Linked DNA regions of Homo sapiens: region 2 is linked to region 1. Evidence: read pairs that join two places in POLR2A ChIA-PET (ENCODE). Cell type or tissue: Panc1. All regions are shown on one strand. Links, peaks and the distances in the headings refer to the core of each region. The heading gives the core; the rest is flanking DNA.

Evidence for each region. ChIA-PET counts read pairs that join two places held together with the same protein. Peaks named below come from ENCODE experiments on the same cell type or tissue, not always from the same donor. Only the 100,000 strongest peaks of a DNase experiment are listed, where the experiment ranks them.
Region 2: POLR2A ChIA-PET joins it to region 1 with 8 read pairs; 9 of 35 experiments call an interaction of 5 or more read pairs at or near these places.

Annotation. Positions count from the first base shown.
Region 1 is chr10:100,053,812-100,056,729 of GRCh38, forward strand. CPN1 (carboxypeptidase N subunit 1) reads right to left here. Exons shown (of 9, transcript NM_001308.3): 7 at 536-635. Among named protein-coding and RNA genes, the nearest start is that of CPN1, 27 kb to the right of the region's middle. In Panc1, for the core only: no CTCF peak of the experiment used is centred there; no DNase peak of the experiment used is centred there.
Region 2 is chr10:99,983,490-99,986,407 of GRCh38, forward strand. The region is part of intron 1 of DNMBP (dynamin binding protein); the gene reads right to left. LOC124902490 (a long non-coding RNA gene) reads left to right here. Exons shown (of 2, transcript XR_007062266.1): 2 at 1-618. Among named protein-coding and RNA genes, the nearest start is that of DNMBP, 25 kb to the right of the region's middle. RefSeq lists enhancers at 28-237, 1,125-1,284. In Panc1, for the core only: no CTCF peak of the experiment used is centred there; no DNase peak of the experiment used is centred there; H3K4me3 peaks cover 1,165 bases; H3K27ac peaks cover 1,999 bases.

The DNA.
Region 1 (2,918 bases), core at 143-2,642:
TTCTAGGAGGTTCCAGGTAGCTCTAAGATCCGCCTCCACCATCAATCTTGCCCCCACAGTAAGCCTATGATGGAAAGAATCTTGCTAACTTTCCCAATGGAGGTGTAGGGAAATGCCAAGTCAGCGACAAGGCTAACTATCTGTTTCACAGTCCTCTTTCTACCCGATTTCACACCAGTATGTGAGCTATTAACAGGCTTAAGCCCAGAAAATACCCCTAACAAAATTGTATGCGGTAGCAACTCCTGAATGCTGATGAGAAGTTACATTTACATCAGTCTTTCCTGGTCCTGACCTCTCAGGGATTGCTTGCATCAGAAGCAAAAGATTTTCCATTAAAACATCTTGGTTGTTTGATTCAGCCTCTTAATTTACTGTCTCCATTTTCATTGCCCTTCTTTCCTCCATCCCCCCCACTCCCAGCATCCTTGACACCCCTGCTGGTTTCACTAGCTTACAAACTGGCCCCTTGATTATGCTGAAGAAGATGCAGGAGTTAACGCTTCCTTCTTACCCCTAAGCAGTGACCACCTACCTGAAGTGACATCATGGTTAATCCCACTGACAGAAATGACAGCATTGGCGAGATTATTGTAATTCTCATCAAGCACCATTCCCTTGATGCCCTGGTGAACCTGCAGGAACAAGTATATAGTTATGATCATAAAACATTTGTACCATTTGTACAGTGTTTTAGAGTCTCAAAGCCCTTTCTCTTATGTTTTTGTATTTTATCTTCACAAAGATGATGGTAATAGTCCCTTAACTGGTCTCTTTGCCTCTCTCCCTGCCCCAATTAATCTCTTCGCAATTAGAGTGGTCAGAGCGTTCCTGTTAAAGCCTGACTCAAATCATGTCACTATCCTACTCAAAACCTAACTCACTTTGAGCAAAAGCTAAAGTTCTTGTGATGGTCTGTCTGTAAAGCTACCTGTTAGCTCTCTGATCCCATCTCCAACCACCTTTTCTCTCCCTTACTTCTGAGATCAGTCCAGCCACACTGGTGTCCTGGTTTTCTTTTCTTTCTTTCTTTTTTTTTTTTTTTTTTTAATTTTTTTTATTTGCTGTGACAGACTATAGTAAAATACACATAAAATAAAATTTACCATTTTAAGTGTACAGTTCAGTGTTATTAAATACATTTAGCTAGGTGCAGTGGCTCATGCCTGTAATTCCAGCACTTTGGGAGGCCGAGGTGGGCGGATCACCTGAGGTCAGGAGTTTGAGACCAGCCTGGCCAACATGGTGAAACCCCGTCTCTATTAAAAATACAAAAATTAGCCAGGTGTGGTGGTGGGCGCCTGTAATCCTAGCTACTCAGGAGGCCGAGACAGGAGAATCGCTTAAACTGAGGAGGCGGAGGTTGCAGTGGGCTTAGATCACGCCACTGCACTCCAGCCTGGGCAACAGAGTGAGACTCCATCTAAAAAAAAAAAAATTTGTAATGTTGTGCGACCATCATCACCACCCATCTGCATAACTCTTTTTATCTTAAAAAACTGAAACCCTATATCTATTAAACAATGATTCTCCATTATCCCCCCCCCCAGCCCCTGGCAACCACCATTTTATCAACACTTTTCATCTCTATAATTTTGACTACTCTAAGTACCTAATATAAGTGGAATAATACAGTATTTGTCTTTTTGTGGATGGCTAATTTCACTTGGCATAATGTCCTCAAGATTCATCCATGTTGTAGCATGTGTCAGAATTTCCTTCCTTTTTTTGAGATGGAGTTTCGCTCTCGTTGCCCAGGCTGGAGTGCAATGGCGCAATCTCAGCTCACCATAACCTCCACTTCCCGGGTTCAAGCGATTCTCCTGCCTCAGCCTCTCAAGTAGCTGGGATTACAGGCATGCGCCACCACACCCAGCTAATTTTGTATTTTTAGTAAAGACAGGGTTTCTCCATGTTGGTCAGGCTGGTCTCAAACTCCCAAACTCAGGTGATCCGCCCGCCTCGGCCTCCCAAAGTGCTGGGATTACAGGCATGAGCCACCACGCCTAGAGACAATTTCTTTCCTTTTTAAGGCTGTATAATATTCCACTGTATGGATATACCACATTTGTTTATACAGTCATCCACCAATGAACACTGGGTTGCTCCCACTTTTTGGCTATTGTAAATAATGCTGTTACAAATATGGATGTGCAAATATCTCTTTGAGGCCCTTATTTCCGTTCTTTTGAATATATACCCAAAAGTGGCATTGCTGGAGCACATAGGAATTCTAATTATTTGAGGAATTGCCAGTAACTGTTTTTCATAATGATTGTACCACTTTACATTCCCATTAATAGTGCACAAGGGTTCCAATTTCTCCACATCCTTGCAAACATTTGTGAAGTTCTGTTTTTTTGATAGCAGCCATCCTAATCAATTTGAGGTGGAATCTCACTGTAGTTTTAATTTGCATTTCCCTAATGATTAGTGGTGCTGAGCATTTTTCATATTCTTTTTGTTGGTTTTGTATTTGCAGTTGTGTCCATTTCAAGGAACCCTTTTGTCCCCTAGATATCTGCATGTTTCTGTCCCTCACCTCCTTGAAATTTTTGTTTAAATGTCACCTCCTCTGTAAGACTTTCTTCATAGCATTTCTCTTTTAACATGTTATACAATTTATTGCTTACTGCCTGTCTTTCCTCACTAGAAGGTAAGTTCCATATGGGCAGGGATATTTGCTTATTTATTCATAATTCACAGCATATAGTACAGTTTCTGACAAATAGTTGTGCTTGATAATTTTTTTTGAGAAGGCTCTTGCTCTGCTGCCCAGGCTGGAGTGCAATGGCATGATCACAGCACACTGTAGCCTTGACCTCCCAGCACAAGACAAGCGATCCTCCCACCTCATCCTCCTGTGTAGCTGGGTCTACAGGAGCATGCCACCATGCTTGGCTATCTTTTTTTTTTTT
Region 2 (2,918 bases), core at 291-2,790, 70 kb before region 1:
GTCAGCAGTCACAGCCAGGTTCCTCAGAGATTCTTCAGATAACTAGCAACAGATGAGGGAAAAGCAGGACCCCTCTTGGCCGCAGCATCCCCACATGGCTGAGAAGCACGGCCTGGGCCATCTGCTCTTCAACAGCGGCCTCCTACCCTGCGTGCCCCCAGGACCGCAGCACTGACTCACCACACGGACTCTGGTTCCACAGGGTACAGAATGTCGAACTGGAAGAACAAATGAAAACCCTGCGCTGGCTTAGGTGAGCTGACCAGAGAAACTAGGGTAGGAAAGTAAAGGAATCTGCTGTCCTATACCGTCTGAAACTACTTATATTGCAACACTTTGCTGATTTCAAACTTGGCCCAAGTTGGAAGGCAACAACTCCAGATGGAACAGGATACATGTCAGAGTTTCCACCAATCGTGGAAGGCCGCCTCAGTCCTTCTCAGGATTTAAACTGAGCAACCCTTATCTAAACCACCCGAACACTTCTATAAATTTTTTTTGTTTTACGAAAGACAGAATTTAAAATAAGAAAGCTTCAGGATTGACTCTCACAGTACAGTAGTTTTAACTAATTTACAGCGTCTACGCCACCCATATTAAACTGCTGTTTTCCTTCCATTTTTAGCTCTTTTTTTAAAAAATTACTTCTATATCTCCACATCAGTTTTGTCTTTTTAATGAAACTGCACTGGTGGAGGGAGGTCCCAAGATTAATATTTCAGGACCTACAAAGTTTGAGGAAATTTACATTCAAGAAATATTTTCAAATGGGTTAACCTAGGAGTTCCTAAGTATCCTCTCAGACTCACATTTCTTAAATAATGCATGAATCTCAATTATGGGTGGAAATTTAAGAACCACTGACTCATAACTAAATAAACTGGACATGTCAGAGCTAAGTAGCTGAGCAACATATTAAAATTAACAGCTCCACTATGTTGCAGATGTAATACACATGACAGCAGTTACAGACGTGCAGATTAAGTGAAACTATAAAGTGAAACTTTAGGGTGTGGCTATAGATAACAAAGAACACAATAAACGTGTAAAAACACGCAGTTTTTAAGACAGTTTCCAGAAGACACTAAGAAAATTTATTAACCCAGTGTTCCAAGTTGTGAGGACAAATGTTAGTGAGATCTGCAAGGCAGGCATCTTGTTTCTTTTTCTTATCTGTTTCAAGCACAAACTTGTGTTTCTGCTACAGAAGATTTAAAAAGACATGAGGAATTTCTCTACCTTTCAACCTATTTTTTTTGACACAGGGTCTCACTCTGTTGCCCAGGCTAGAGTGCAGTGATGATCACGGCTCACTGCAGCCTTGACCTCCCAGGCTAAAGTGATTCTCCCACCTTAGCCTCACAAGTAGTTGGAACTACAGGCATGTGCCCCCACACCCAGATAATGAATTTACAAATTTTTCCCTTTTTTGTGTACAGACAGGATTTCATCATGTTGCCCAGGCTGGTCTTGAACTCGTGAGTTCAAGCAATCCTCCAGCCTCAGCTTCTCAAAAGTGCTGGGATTACAAGCATGAGCCACTGTGCCTGGCCTCAACCTATTTTAAGGTATAAAATATTCTTGATATTTTGGAAGAAAAATCAGGAAAAGAATTTAGAAAACTGAAGATTCTGAGGAAGAAAAATTGGGAGGAAACAAACTGTCCAATTGGAGTTAAAAATAGCTAAGATCATTAGCAGGGTAGGTGATTTTAGATCATTTTAAGGAGTACCAACATTTGAGCACCATGGAAAACCAGGGACGAGCAGCTTTACACAAACAACAACAAAAACTGCAGTACTGCTTGCCTTTTATAGAAACTACAGCCACTATACTTGAAAATAAAATGTATATATAATTTCAAGATGAACCAGAGAATATGCCACAACACGGCAAACCCAATGAATGGCTGATTCTTTAGATGGTGTCAAAAGAACTCAGTGTCCTTCTTTTTTTGAGTCAGGGTCTCGCTCAGCCACCCAGGGGAGAGTACCTACCTGGGAAGAGCTGGGAAAGGGGTTCCCTTTTTGTAGGGGCTGTCAGGTGGAGGTTCCTTCAAAAGAATATGCTTCCACGAGCATCCTTATGTCTTGGAACTGAACTCTCCAGTTAACATTACCTTTTGGGAATGAGAATCCATTTAAAAAATCTCAAGTCCCAGCAATGAGAAGGAATATCTAACCTTAAAAGCAACTGCACATTTCTCTTGTCCTTGACAATACAAGAGCTCATACAAGACAACACGAAGGCTAAATGAATAATTTCTTCTCTTTGTATGAAAGGATGAGAGGTGTCAGAAAGTGAAGTCTGGAGTGCAGTGACGCAATCTCAGCTCACTGCAACCTCTGCCTCCTGCACTCAAGTGATCCTCCTGCCTCAGCCTCCCATGTAGCTGGGACCACAGGCATGCACCACTATGCCTGGCTAATTTTTTATATTTTTTGTAGAGACGGGTTTCATCATGTTGGCCAGGCTGGTCTCAAACTCCTGAGCTCAAGCAATCCGCCTGCCTCGCCCTCTTGAAGTGCTGGAATTACAGGTGTGAGCCACGGTGCCTGGCCTCTCAATGTCCTAGATGTTCAAGCCTTTTTTCCCTCTCTAAGTCACAGAGGATATACATCTTTCTTATCCATTCAAGAAAGCAAAGGGGAATGTTCATGAGTAAAGTTAATGCTATTTCATGGAAAATCTTGACCCACATTAATTTATTAAAGTTCTGATTTAAAATGTTAGTTCTTAGCCAGATGCAGTGGTGTGTCCCTATAATTCCAGTTCTTTGGGAGGCCAAGGTGGGAGGGTTGCTTGAGGCCAGGAGTTCATGTCCAGCCTGGGCAACATAGTGAGACCCCATCTCTGGAAAAAAAAATTTAGTTCAGAGACTAACAGTATTTCCATGATATGTTCTGGTAAAGGACGGC